Linked DNA regions of Homo sapiens: region 2 is linked to region 1. A link is a contact called in ENCODE Hi-C or POLR2A ChIA-PET data. All regions are on one chromosome and are shown on one strand. The core of a region is the stretch at or near the end of the contact, and the rest is flanking DNA. Distances in the headings are between cores, read along the strand shown. Region 1 holds the start of LINC00184 (long intergenic non-protein coding RNA 184). Region 2 has its middle 26 kb from the start of LINC01132.

Region 1 (7,838 bases), core at 3,557-6,056:
CATTCACAGGTACCGTGGGTTGGGTCATCAACAGAGCTTTCTAGAGGGTACAATTTCACGCATAACAGGGGATTCGATTCATCCAAACCCTTTCTCAGCAGAGACAGTAAAAGTACTTTCCCCTTCAGCTGCCAGATTGCAGTTTCATATGGCTGTGCTCACAATAAAGCAGAAAGGCCAGGGTTCCTTGAGCTCCAGAGTGGGCCACAGATGGTTAAAACAATGTGGAACATGTTTTCAGGGGAGAGAGGACAGAGCAGCCTAAAGTGGTCCTTCCAATAAGTGACATTGCATGTGTCCCTCTCGCTTTCATCTTTATGTGTGTATCACACATTATCCTTCATCCTAATGTCTTTTTCTCCTGGTTCCAGTGAAGCGGCAAAGAGAGTAAAAGTGCTGAGCTCCTGCTGTAAGTCAGGTGCCATTCATGCCCCCCAATCCATTTGGACCGCTCACTGTCCATTCTCTGTGACAGGGGTTACAGCCACTGTCCTGATAGATCCTGTTTTGCTACTCTTAATTGAGTTTGAATGGCCTACCTGGTAGAGCTTTCATTTAGGCAGCAGAGTGCACATCTTGTTTCCATTTCAATCATTTGCATTGGAAGTGCTTTTTCCCCCTAATGAATACATAGTCATAAAGAATCCAGTTCAGCCTGTCGTGCTGTTGCCACTGGCATCAGCTGGAAGGCTGGCAAGTAATGATCCCACCTGGAAGAGCACAAAGCAGTCAGCCCCTGTGCTCTGTACCGTGTAACTCACCCATACCGTGGCCCTTGTTCATTCCAGCATGGCTCCTACTTCACATGTGGGGCTGTTTCTGTTTCTATTCATTCTGTGTGATGCCTTGCTTGACCCAACATCATGAATGGAAAATTGTGATGGGCCTAATCCCTTCACTCTGCATTCTCCAGGGAAGGTGTTGGTCTCAACAGGAGCTAAAGTTTTCCTGGGAAAGGAGAGCCATGAGAGAGAAGTTTTCCTTTCCCCATAGGTGGTCCCCAGCAGAGAGGCAGGAAGGTTTATGCACAAAACTGTAGGAAGAATGATTGCCTCCTCTGGCCATCAGATTGTGACTTAGCTTCTTGTGGCAAGTGGCACTTCATTGGGTGTTCTAAAGACACATTCATCATAGTCCCTGCTCATTGGTAACATAATATCTAATATGAACTGCAAGGACAAGACAAACATATAAAGAACATTTAGGCAACTAAAGAAGTATATTAAAAAATCTTTAGATTGTGTATAGGCAAAAGGAAACTGCATTTTCTGATGAAAGAATTCAAGTTGTAAGAGCTCCTTTGGGGAGGAATGGCCATCTTTCTTCCAATTACAGAAAATTTTGTAGCAAACTAATTTAAAAAAATCTTTATATCCTAATTCATTTAGTAACCAATTAAGTGTATAGTCAAGATTCTTAGTTTCAAGTGATGAAACTCAAATAAGGGCAATATATTTGTTTATGTACCTGAAAATGCTCAGGCTAAACACAGTGGCTCATGCATGTAATTCAGTTACTTTGGGAGACCAAGGTGGGAAGATCACTTGAGGCCAGGAGTTCAAGACCAGCCTGGGCAACATAACATGACCTCATCTCTACAAAAAAAAAAAAAAAAAAAAAAATCACTGGGCACAGTGGCACATGCCTGTAGTCCCAGCTACTTGGGAGGCTGAGGAAGGAGAATCATTTGAGACTAGGAGTTGAGGCTGCAGTGAGCCATGATTGCACCAATGCACTCCAGCTTAGGCAACAGAACAAGACCCTGTCTCTAAAAAAAAGAAAAAAAAAAGTTCAAGGGTGGTTCCAGATCCTTGAAAAATGTCTTCAGGAATATTCTCCAGGCTTTAGCTTTGCCTTCTTCTCTCTTGATTTCATTCTCAAGCAGGCAATCACTATTTTTTTGACAAGATGTCCACCAGAAGCTCCAGGCTAATTTTCTATTGGTTTAACCACCCCAGAAGAGAATTTATCCTTTCCAATACTTCTAGCATAACCCCTGTGGCTGACAATGTTGGTTCTGATAAGCTCAGCATGTAACATATACTCATTCTTGAATCACCAGCATGGTTAAAATTCTCATTGGCCAGACTTGGACCACATGCCCCACCCCTGGGGTTAGGGGTAAGAGTCAACCCCACCAGAAAACAAAGACTGAGAGTCAGGGAGGGGTGGTTCTTTAAAAGAAAACTAGGGTCTTGGTATCACAGGAGGAAGTGGATGTTGATCAAGCCAAAGTCCCAGATGCCCATGACACTATACAAAAAGAATGTACATTGTTCTGAGATGCTGATTAAGAAATACAAATCAACCTCCGCTTTTGAAAGTAGTTTTAAAAGAGGTCAACTTTCAGTGTCTTTCATGGAATTTCTGATTACTTTGAGCTAGTAATCAAGTCAACAATAAATTCTTTGTTTCTCTTGCAAACCCACATTGTCTAGGAACATTTCCTATTAATATCTATTTTAGAGTATCACATGAGTCTTGAGTCCTTCTTTCAGGAATAAAGGTAACAAACTGACAGAGATAAAAAACAAACAAAAAAAAGTGGTGGGGTAATTTTAAAATTTTTATGTCATAATTTTCTTCAGCAGGAAATTCTATTTGGCTGAGTGATTTTTGAACAGAGAGCAAATAATCATTTAGATATTTTTTTCTCTCTCTTTTTTTGAGACAGAGTCTTGTTCTATTGTCTAGGCTGGAGTGCAGTGGCGTGATCTCGGCTCACTGCAAGTTCCACCTCCCGGGTTCACGCCATTGTGCTGCCTTAACCTCCTGAGTAGCTGGAACTACAGGTGCCTGACACCATGCCTGGCTAATTTTTTGTATTTTTAGTAGAGATGGGTTTTCACCGTGTTAGCCAGGATGGTCTCGATCTCATGACCTTGTGATCTGCCCACCTTGGCCTCCCAAAGTGCTGGGATTACAGGCGTGAGCCACCGCGACTGGCCTAGATTTTTTTAAAAAGATAAAAAGCAATCACTATGTTTAGTACATGTAATGAAAAAAATATGAAAGAAACTCTCTCATGGGCTAGATACTGCCATTTTCTGGGACGGCACTATAATGTCTATCTCCAGTTCTAATTTTCTTTTTCACCTCAAAATTTTAGTATTCACTGTGACTTATATTTGATTTGTTGGATTCTTAATAATGGCTAAATTTAATTCCACTTTTTCTCTCTTTATAATCAGGGCCAGATTTTTAAAAAGAAATCCACACACTATAAATCCAAAAACCAAGTTATATTAAAAGTCAGATTTTCGACTGCATGGAGGGTCAGCGCCCCCAACTCCTGCAGTAGTCACAGGTCAACTATATATGTGTACACATGCACATACATCTAGTGTTTATGTATATTCAAATGTACATACATGTTTGCTGTATTTTTCATAATGTAATGAGTGCTTCCTATGCAGCAGGCACTGCGTTGTACTGGAGACCATCTTTGCCTCACAGAGCTTACATTTTAGTTGGGGAGATAGTGACAAACAAATGAATAAATACATCAACCAGATGATTAAAGACTGTGATCAGAGCCATGTAGGAAGTAAACACGGTGGTGAGACAGACGAAAGCTGGGAGAGCCCATTGTAGGTGGGAGGTCAGAGAACCTCCCTGAAAAGGTAACATCTTCAGTAGGGCCTCATGGAGGTGAATGATCAGTCACTACAGCAGAACAGAAGGCAGGCCAGTGTAATTGTGGTGGGGTCATTGGGGTAGGCAGGAGACAAATCAAGCAGGGCTTCATAAACCATGGTAGAAATATAAATTCAATTCTAAGGTAAACTGGAAGTCAGGAAGGGATTCATAGCCAAGAAGTGGCATAACTTGATTCAAATCTTAAAATGGTCACTTTTGCTCCTATAGAAAGAACGTGTGTCTCTATGAGAAATAAAATAGAGGCTTAAACAAGAGATTCCTCCAATATAAAAGCACTGTGGATGGGGTTAAGAGTCCCAGATGGGCCCAACAGCTCCACATCCATCAGAAACCTAGTCTTCTCTATCACCCTACCCCATTGTCTTAGAAAATGGTTTCCATTCACAGAAGTGCAAGATGGCCAGAGCAATTCCTGACATTTTGTCTGAGTGCTGAACTATAAAAGAAAGGGAACAAAAGACAACAGAAGTTTTCCCATCCCGTCCAAATCAGCTTCCTTGAAGCATCCTGTTTCAAAGTCACACAAAACACTTCTGCTTACATCTCATTGGCCAGAATTTAGTTACATGGTTACACTTAGCAGGGGAGGTGAGGAAACATGGTCTCTCACTTATGATGTCTACATCAGTAAGATACTTACAGCTATCAGAACAAGCAATCAAAATACGCTTAATGGCTCAAACATGATACAGGATTACTTCTCACTCACATGAAGTCCAAAATGATGTTCTGGATTGGCAGGTGGTTTTCCTCCAAGCAAGGATCTAAGGACCCAGGTTTCTTCTATCTTGTGCCTCTTTCACCTTCAACACTTGTCTTCCAAGATCTTGTTACTTAACTGCATTAAGCTGTGGAAAGATAAAGAGTATAGAGAACCATTGTGAGTTTCTGTAGGCCAGGACTACAGAAGTGTGAGTAGAAGGGACACATCACTTCCACTCACTAACGGCCAGAACTCAAACACACAGCTGCATATAACTGCAAGGGAGGCTGAGAAATGGCATCTGGTTGTGCCCAAGAAGAAGACCTGGGCTCATGACATGACCAGCCAGCAGCCTCTACCACTGGGGAAATGAGTCCAGCCAAAAACTAGGGTTCTGTTACAAAGAAAGAACCTTGGGAGATAGGTGGCAGTTTGTGTCACACGAGGCGACAGTGGAAACAGAAGACCAGTTCCACTAAAGAGCTAGCAAGCAAATAAATACTTGCCATCTGCCAGCAATGAGAGGGCACACTCAGAACCAGAAGATGACATAGTTCTACTGCAGATTCTGTTTCGCAATGACGCTCCTGCAAAAATATCTCAAGGATTTGCCTTCAGCCTACAAAACATTCTCAAAATGAAATTGCTATGATTAGTCAATTTAATTTTTATTTATTATTTGATTTTATTAATATTATAGAAAGCTTTTTAACAGTCTAGATGTGCTCCATAATCAGATATTGAGGCTTTACAGGTTTGGCCATACAGAGAGAAATATAGTATTAGTGACATAACATTGCTGCAAACCCAACTGAAGAAATTCCTGGTTGTGAGCTTTTACATATAATGTGTTCATTTTGAAATAATACTTTTATGTTCCAAATTTCTGTTTCCATTGATCATTTATTAATTTGTTTTTTTTATCTTGAGTTTTATTTAATCTACAAAATATACTACTGCAAGAGAGAAGGGTACTGGCTGGGGGAGTACCCAATGCTCACAACCATTCTCACTCAAATAATTAATATCTGGTGAACATTTACTATGATGTTCTAGGACAGCTTAGTGGGTCCAGCATAAGTGTAGATCCTGGAAAGGATAGACCAGCAGGCCTTAAAAATATAAAGGAGAGAATAAACAAACATAATGACACTAGGAGGAGAATGAGTAGATTTCAACATATGTGAATCAATCAGAAAGTAGAGTTAATTTAGTTAAGTGGTCAAGAGCACAATATTTGAATTATGTCGGACCTATATTCAAATTCTCAGTCAGCCACTTTCAAACTATGTAAAACTGGAGAAGTCACTTAACCCCTCTGAGCCTCACTTTCCTCATCTGTAAAAAACGGAGGATAATAACAACCTCATAAAGTGCCCAGTATAGTCAACGCCTGGATCATACTATAGTAAACACATGAAAAATCATGGCGATGATTAATAACCAAGGGGTTAGCATGACTAGTCCAGCCAGGGCTCGATGCCAGCTGCAGCTGAGTGGTAAGAAGATAGATCTTCTGTAAAGATCTTTGCAGAAACTCAAACAAGTCAGACTGGAGAGCATGCGTGACACAGTCAGGAAATCTCATGTCACATGTTTAAGTCCTAAATGTTTGACAATGTCTCTAAGCTTCCCAGGAGTTCAGAGGAAAAAGACTTGTGATAGAAGGGAGACCTGGGCTTCATGGATTGGAAGTTGACCTGAGCTTTGAAAGCTGTATAGGGTTGGAATAGGTAATAGAGGACCATTTAAGGTGTCTGTGCCTGGGACAGAGTAGTTACCCCAAAAATGGAGTAAATGAATGAAAGAAAGAGCAGACACAAAAGACTAAGACAGCAAGTCTAGTTCGTGAGTGAAGGGACTCCTTAATCATCACCTCTGGTGGGTGTTAATGTGTTGGGAGATGCATTGTCCACAGTGGGAGGAACCACGTGAGCAGAGCTTTCTAAACTGGGTGAGGAGTTTGGGTTGAAGTGCGGAGGAATTATGGAGCAGAGGAGGAAAATGATGAAAGCAGTACAAAGATCAATTCGGGGAGGGTCAGGAATGTATCGCACAAGGAAGCTGGAATGCAGAGAAGTCAGTCAGGAGTCTGCATGTGGAACTCGATGAGAAGTAAGGATGCTTGGCTGAGGGACTGGCAGTGAGACTTCAATAGGGATGGCAGTGGGCATGGGACCAGAGGCTCAATCAGGTCCTCAGATAAGGGGATGAAGAAGGAGACAAGCTTGTGGTTGGTTCATTAATGACTACAGAGTTAGCAGGAACTCTAATAGACAGGAAAATTGAAGAGAGAAAACCGAAGAGCAGGGGAAGATGGTGAGCTCAGTGATGTGTTTGTCGGCTGAGCCAGCGATGAGATACACAGGTGGAAATACCCAACAGGTACTTAGAAGTACAAAATTAGAACTCCAACACAAGAATAGAGAAGAGAGGGACTTGGAAGTCATTACGATAGAGACAGTAAACAAAGGCCATGAAATGTATTAGGTCTCTGAGGTGTTAGTATAAATAGAAAAAACTAGAAAATCAAAGACTAAGTCTTGCGCAATATATAAATTTAAAATATGAAAATTTCCAGGAGTACTCAGTATGAATACATGAACTTCAACTGGATTGGTGTCCTTACTAGGGCCTCATTGTGACTCTTGTGGTGCCTGGAAATGCTGAGGGTATTTTTGTCTTTGTGGGCTCCTTTCTTCATTAAAAATAAAATTAAAAAGTATATGAATTTGTTCTTATGTACTTGTGATTATTATATTTTTTCGTTCTGATTTTATTTATTTGTTTTTTGAGATAGGGTCTCACTCTGTCACCCAGGCTGGAGGGCAGTGGAGCTATCTTGACTAACTGTGACCTCCGCTTCCCAGGCTCAAGTGATCCTCCCACCTCAGCCTCCCAAGTAGTTGGGACTACAGGCATGCACCACTACGCAATTTTTTTTTTTTTTTTTTTTTTTTGTAGAGACGCAGTTTTGCCACGTTGCACAAACTGGTCTTGAACTCCTGGACTCAAGCAATCCTCCCACCTTGGCCTCCCAAAGTGCTGGGATTACAGGTGTGTGCCACTGCACCCGGCCCTGATTTTAAAATAAATTAAAATCAAACATTTTCATGAGGCCCTAAAAGTATCTTGGTCCCTACTACATGTAACAAAGAAGACAGTCCTGATCATTACAAGATCGCGTGATAGTGGGAACAATCCAATGTGTAATGTCTTAAAAATTATGTATAGTTGACTTCAGAAAGAGAGTGTGTGTATGTGTGTGCATGTAAGGGGAAGTCTGCTTCTCTTTTTATGCTATAAGCTAATATTTTAATTGTCCTTGATTCTCATAGGTCAAACCTTTATTCGGCTTCAGGGCAAGATCAAACCAACAGTTATCATACTTCACTGTCTTTAAGAAATCAATTTTGGGTGGGGCGTGCTGGCTCATGCCTATAATCCCAGCACTTTGGGAGGCTGAGGCGGGTGG
Region 2 (7,047 bases), core at 81-2,580, 71 kb before region 1:
ATTAGCTGGGCATGGTGGCAGGCGCCTGTAATTTCAGCTATTCAGGAGGCTGAGGCAGGAGAATCGCTTGAACCTGGAAGGCGGAGGTTGCAGTCAGCCAAGATCACACCAATGCACTCCAGCCTGGGCGACAGAGGGAGATTCTGTCACACACACACACACACAAACACACACACACACACACACACACACAGCAGAAAGAAAGAAACAACAGAACATGCAAATACATGAATAAAGGGAAAGATTCTGAGGTTCTAGAAAGCTTCTGTTATTATCTATTGATGCACATCCAGGCAAATGCCTTTTCTTCTTGCCCAATCCAACCCTGTCTCCAACAATAGATAGATGATAAATAAATAGATATGTAGGTAAATAGATAGATCCAAAGAAAAAACTGCTGCAGTATCACTCTCGTTAGAGCGTTCCTTTTAGTAAGAGAAAGATCCTAGTTCTACCACACATGTTAAACTTTCTGTGCAATGGCCTGGAATTTCTACCATCTTTGCTGATATAGATCACCCTGAATAAATCATGGGATTGATCAGTCCTTTGGCAAATGTTTCCAAGTGTAATTTATATGTACTGCCATTACTAGGGCACCTGACTTGCTGATATTTTTAAACAAATCCAGGTTTGGTCACCTTGAAGAATGCTTGCTCCTTTGCGGCAGATGGGTACAGGACCCATCCTGACCCATCCTCTCCAGTCCCTTGGGCTTTAGGCTGCCTGCTTGCTGTGGTAGGGGCCAGAGTATCATTTGCCATTTTGATTTGGTGCTGCTCAGTCAACGCTTTGTGCTTCCCTGCTGCCTGCTAGCTCACAGCCCTGAGTCAGAGAGGGGCTCCCCTGAGAATCTGCCTTATGTCATTTGTACATGGCTGGGTCTGGAAATCTTGACAAAGCACTTTCTATAAACCACTGTGAGGGAGGGCAAAAATAACAGTAATAAATAATGCCTCTGAGTCATCCATTAACCTCTGTTGATGCCACCTCCGTGTCAGCTGTCACATGTTGATAGTGTCACCTAGAATCCCTGACGGGGACATGCAAGCCTGTGCATGTTCCCTCCCCCATAGCAGTGCTGATGAACATCCCTCCTGTACAGCCCATCTGTTCTGGTTCCATGTGGCTGGGCCTGTTTCTCTCCGAACTGCTCTGAGCAGAGCAGATTTTATTTTCATTACTCTTGCCATGAAGGTCTCCAAATCCTAAGCTTCCCTTTGGTCTTTGCTGTAAACCACAAGGTCTGCTGTTTGGCGATGCACTGCTTTGCCAGTTTGCCTTCAGGTCAGGCCTCTGGATTTCCAAAGTCCCTTCGTGGAATTTGTCTTGGGAAACCTCCACCCACTAGGGCCACAGGGCTCAGCCCACCAGGGGAGTGTCTGCAAAGCTGAATGGGCTATTTCTCTGTCCTGTGCCTCCCTCTTCCAACCTGTCCTAGTTCTTGCTTAGCTAGACTCTCAAGGCTTATTTTGACATGCTTATCTCCGTATGGCCCTGCCCTAAACAGACATGGCAATAAGTGCACACTTGTGGCTCACCTCTATGTGGGGCAAAGTCTTCCTCTCCATGAAGCCTGTCAATTCAGTGAGCTGAGAAGCACTAGCTGAACCAAACTTAGACCTTCTTTGCAGCCTCTGGACTTTCTCTAGCCCTCATGTCTATAGTGAAGTATCACTGTGGGGACAGGCATGGGGCCTCCTCTGGGTTCAGCGGTTCTCAAAGCATTTCTTCCCTCTTTTTTTTTTTGAGATGGAGTCTCGCTCTGTCACTCAGGCTGGAGTGCAGTGCACTGGCGCAATCTTGGCTCACTGCAACCTCCGCTTCTCTGGTTCAAGCAGTTCTCCTGCCTCAGCCTCCCAAATAGCTGGGAATACAGGTGCATGCCACCATGCCTGGCTAATCTTTTTTTTTTTTTTTTTTGCATTTTAGTAGAGACGGGGTTTCACTGTGTTGACCAGGCTGGTCTCAAACTCCTGAGCCCAGGCAATTTGCCTGCCTTGTCCTCCCAAAGTGCTAGGATTACAGGAGTGAGCCACCATGCCTGGCCCATTTCTTTCTTTCTTTCTTTCTTTCTTTCTTTCTTTTTTTTTTTTTTTTTTGAGACAGAGTCTCACTCACTCTGTCACTTAGGCTGGAGTGTAGAGGAGCGATCCCGGCTCACTGCAACCTCTGCCTCCTGGGTTCAAGCGATTTTTCTGTCTCAGCCTCCTGAGTAGCTGGGATCACAAGCATGCACCACCACACCTGGATAATTTTTTAAATATTTTTAGTAAAGACAGGGTTTCACCATTTTGGACAGGCTGGTCTTGAACTCCTGGCCTCAAGTGATTCACCCACCTCAGCCTCCAAAAGTGCTAGGATTACAGGCTTGAGCCACTGCGTCCGGCATCTTCCTTCATTTTATTAATTGCACAGCATGTGGTATTTGGTCACCTGTTATGAGCCTGACTCCATGCCAAGTGCTGAGGCCGTCACCCTGGTTAAGATCCCCACCATCTGCAGCCTACTGCAGTGGAGGAGGCTACATTCCCGAAGGTAAGTTACAGTGTCAGCAAAGTGCTGTGGGCCCCTGAGCAGGCGGTTGGGAAAGCCTTTACCAAGGCAACGATACTTGATTTGGGTCTTATGGGAGGACAGGGAGTGTAATCCAAAGTGAAAGGGCAAGGGAGGTCTAGCTAGAGGGAGGGTGGCAGGGGATCGGGGCCTGGTGTGGAAGTCATGCGTTGCACTCATGTGTGCATGGACCCCAGCAGGGTAAGTGTGAGGCCACAGGCGGGACCCCATGTGCCATGCTTAGGGGTTCAGACATTGTCCTGGAGATGATGAAGGACCCCTGAGAGTTTTAAGCAGAGTTGGGTGTGAAGATGGATCTGAGAGGCCAAGACCGAGCAGGGAGACAAGTCATGATGGTCCTGATCCGAGACGGTGTGGGAGGTGGGAACTGACTTTAAGATGGTGGAAATGCAAAGCCAGGTGATGTTTCTGGGACAGGATTGACCAAATCTAGTGACCTACTAGATATAGGGAGAAAAAATAAGGAAAGCATAGGGGATCACACTGAGGGTTTGCATTTGAGAGACTAGAGTCAGGAGGCAAGGCAGGATGGGGGTGGAGAAGGGGAATGATGGGGCTGAAATTAGACCACAGTGGTGGTGGGAATGTGGACACTGAGGGAAGAGGAGGCAGTGAGCACACGAGTCTTTCATGATGTTTGGTGATGAAGAGAAGGAGGGATGTTCTGTAGCTTTAAAGGATTTTTCAAAAGTAGGAGAAAGAACCTGTTTGTAAGTAGAGGGAAGATACGGTAGAGAGGGAGAGATCATAGGGTGTAGAGAACTGCCATTTGCTGAGTGGGTGCCGCTTGCAGGCCCGGAGCCATGCCCTTAACATGCATATCTCATTTCAGCAGCATGCCAACCCATGGGGTAGCTCTACTTATACCCATTTTCTGAATGAAGAAACTGAGGCAGACCGATGGATTCACCCAGGGATGGGACTTGCTGAGCAGTTGAAGCAAAAGAATAGAGTGACTGGGAAGGGAAGAAAATGAAGTCAAACGAAAGCTAATAGAATGGGGTGGCGGAGTGCGGGGCTTAACGGGCTGAGGGGTGTCTATATTCCAGACGTGGGATTTGGAGTTGTTCTGGCTAATGTCAAAGACCACACACAAGGACATGGACGTCAACGGTTCATTCACATGAGATGACAGTTACCCAGGATGAACCAACTGCAAAAAGCTGTCTGTGGATGGTAACTGCAGGTGACCTGAATGCATGTGCCTCCTCCTTCTTTTTCCGCTTTTTGTCTTTTCCTTAAGCCTCTCTGAACAGTATCTTCAGAAGTGTCTGTTTCCCACAGAGCATGGTGTGTCCAAGAAATACCCCACATTCCCATTGCCTTTGCTATTTAATGCTGTAGTTGGGAGAGGCAGTCTTGCTTTCTGCTTGCCTGTCTTTTTGGAGCACATATGAACTACAAATAGATACAGCCCACATTTTGCCTCAAAGATATATTCTTTGTTTTCTCCAAGTTGCCAAGTTGAACTCTAAGCTGATGTTTAATTTATCTGTGGTAATGAGGAACGGGGATAGCCTTGCATAATTGGAATCTGAAGATAAGCCAAAAGCTTCTTTTAGCCAAAATTCCTACATCCTTTCCCACCAACTCTTTATGCCTGTGTTGCTAACAAATGGCAAATTGACTAATCTGAGTTTCACCAGTTCTTTGTGTGGTGTATCTGACCTTTCACAATGGGTTCATACCAGAGTCCACTTCCATGGTCCTTCAAGATGTGGGTGTCTGGTTCTCAGGTAACCAACCAAAACCTTTGTACCTACCACTCATGTATATTTCAGTTGAAGTTAGAAAAGCACCCCCTCAGTCTATAGCTAACCTCTGGTGAAATTGAGGAATGAATGAATTGCTAAGCCATCTATAAATAGAATTCCGGGACAATTCATCTGATGTGAGAGACAACCCTTTGATAGGTTTCTGAGAAGATGTGTGAAGCCACTACTCTCAATTGTTCTTTCATTTACTTTTTGCTAATCAAAGCCCCAGACATATTCCAAAATGTGAGATGTTTTGGAAGATTAACCAAAACACAAGCTGAAATTTACCAGGGGCTCTGTATAAAGTTATACCCTTAGGCTTTTATTCTCAAAGCCCTCCCAAGTACAGAAGTGTAGCATGGGATGATGTGACATAGAATCGCAGAGTGGGAGGAGCCCACCATACTTCAATTCAGTGTATCCAGAAGGAAAACTAAGGTTCACAGACTTGCTTAGGGGCTTAGTCAAGGGACTATTTGTTCAGAACCAACATTCATACAAAGAGTCTTAAATTTAAAAGGGGATTTATTTCAGAGAAACCTCATGGAAACCAGTTGAAAGAGGGTTAGTGGGGACTTTCGGGAAGTGAAAAGTCGCTGGTTAATTTCTCTGTTTCTATCTCTGTGGGGCCTTGCAGATTCTTTTCTTTGCTTCCGGGAGCCTTCTTCATATCTGCAGTGGATATGAGGTGATATGGTTTGGCTCTGTTCCCCACCCAAATCTCATCTCGAATTGTAATCCTACGATCGCCACGTGTCAAGGGCAGAAACTGGTAGGAGGTGATTGGATCGTGGGGGCAGTGTGCTGTTCTCGTGATAGTGAGTGAGTTCTCACGAGATCTGATGATTTTATAAAGGGCTCTTCCCCTTTCGCCATTCACTCTGTCCTGCTGCCTTGTGAAGAAGGTGTCTGCTTCCTCTTCACCTTCTGCCATGATTGTCAGTTTCCTGAGGCCTTCCCAGCCATGCTGAACTGTGAGTCAATGAAACCTCTTTCCTTTATAAATTACCCAGTCTCGGGTATTTCTTTAGAGCAGTGTGAGAATGGACTAACACGAGGCTTCGCTGGTCTCTCATGACCAACCCAAAAGGCAAGGTCAGCTTCCATGTCTCAATGGCCTTCCAGTGAGGCCCCTCACAGCTAACTGACCAGGGCAGGGGTCTCCTTGGTCCAGCTGAGATCAGGGCCTGGCTCCGGCCCATGCCTGTGGTAAGAGTGGGACTATCCCTTGTGGAGCTGACAAGGGCTGACTCTCTGTAAGGGTGGCTAAGGCACTACTGGCCACTCTGGTGCCCCAGGATGGCACAGGCAGGTCAGAACCTGGCTGTCACTCCAGGCCAGCCTTCTGCCACTGACTGGAAAGGTGGGCTCAAACACAACTGCAGTTAAAAGAGAGGAATTGCCCCGGAGGTGAATGCAGTCACCTGCATAGGGGAAAAGGAGGTGAGAGGCCTGCTCTACTCCCCCTGATCAGATGCCATCCAAGGGCACATGGCTGACATGTTTGAAGAAAAACCCAGAGTCAACTCAGAGCCCAACTCAGGCCTGATAAAAAGTGACTATGATGATGAAGAGATTCAAAATTATGCTGCAGAAGGAATGGCTGGAGGGTCTAGGCGTATTTCACCTGGAAAGAGGAAGCTTTAAAGGAGATGTGAGTCTTTTGTCCAAATGTGTAGACTGACTAAATTCTTTAAAGAGTTTTATGTTTGTGTATATCTGAAGGGTCCAGAACTAGCATCAAAGGGTAGAATTTAGAGGGAGGAAGACTTTGGATTAAAATTAGGGGCCACATACTTTCTGTGAGGGTATCTTGATATTGGCTGCCCTGTCACATTTAAGAAAGGATGGGATGATCATTCGTAAGAGAAGCTGTAGAGCTGATCCACAAACTAAGGGAGTTCTGAAGTCTATTCTAGTTTGGAATTCTATGGCTCTGCTGCAGGTGCATCTGGTTGGCTGGATTGATTGCTATCACAGGGGCAGAGGCCACTGTGTATGATCACTTAGGTCAGTGAAATCAGTAGAGGCCAAGCGGCTGCACCACTGGAGGACAGCAGGTTGCCCTGATCCTGAATCCCTTCAACACTGGGCCTTCTCACATCTGTTTGAGACAAGCCACTTTCAGCTGAGATGCACTAGATCCTTCAAGCCTCTCTACCACCCACAGGGTCACCATCTGCTGGAGCGGCCAGTGGGGCTGCAGGTTACCCATCAAAGCCCAAGCTATGAAATTGTCATTGAGAGGAGTGCTTTAGACATAGAGCTCATTTGGTGGCAGAGATCAGAAGCTTGTTCAAAGCAGCCTGGAATTTTTAAAAGAATAAGGGAAACATGTAAAGGTATGCATTTTTAAGGTTTAAAGTGGTTTTGCAGAAACTCAAGAAAAGCTGAACATCAGGAGTGAGGGGGGACAGAAGTTAAAGCCACAAGAGTTCACCAGTCTTTCTACTAGCGTGCTACTATCCATGTGACTCAGCTCTTATCCTCAGGGCTGCTGCTTATTCCCTCTCCTTGTGTCTCTTCACTCGAAACCCAGGAGAGGACTGTGATTGCTAGCTAGTTGATAGATTGGCTGGTTGGATCTCTTTTTTTTGAGACAGAGTCTCACTCTGTCACCAGGTTGGAGTGCAGTGGCACGATCTCGGCTCACTGCAACCTCTGCCTCCCAGGTTCAAGTGATTCTCCTGTCTCAGCCTCCCAAGTAGCTGGG

What was found. A loop is a pair of places that touch in the nucleus more often than their neighbours do. ChIA-PET counts read pairs that join two places held with the same protein, here RNA polymerase II (POLR2A). Pooled maps may share reads with other maps.
Region 2: a map of stomach shows a loop between it and region 1 (2.3-fold over the local background). The contact joins the enhancer-like site here to the promoter of LINC00184 in region 1. A Hi-C loop is called at or near these places in 9 of 168 maps with a recorded cell type or tissue (Caco-2, HepG2, endothelial cell of umbilical vein and 5 more), 1 of 37 single-sample maps with no recorded cell type and 5 of 50 pooled maps. POLR2A ChIA-PET finds 5 or more read pairs at or near these places in 9 of 52 experiments (Caco-2, HepG2, IMR-90 and 5 more).

What each region holds. Positions count from the first base shown.
Region 1 is chr1:234,626,279-234,634,116 of GRCh38, reverse strand. LINC00184 (long intergenic non-protein coding RNA 184) reads right to left here and starts at 4,806. Exons shown (of 2, transcript NR_033927.1): 1 at 4,370-4,806; 2 at 1-1,169.
Region 2 is chr1:234,694,319-234,701,365 of GRCh38, reverse strand. No RefSeq gene overlaps it. Among named protein-coding and RNA genes, the nearest start is that of LINC01132, 26 kb to the left of the region's middle. RefSeq lists enhancers at 830-1,124, 907-1,156. Within about 2 kb of position 1,330, at least 12 of the 41 ENCODE cell types and tissues checked have a DNase peak (open chromatin) inside an H3K27ac peak, as active enhancers do; they include gastrocnemius medialis and stomach, where a contact is called at or near this core.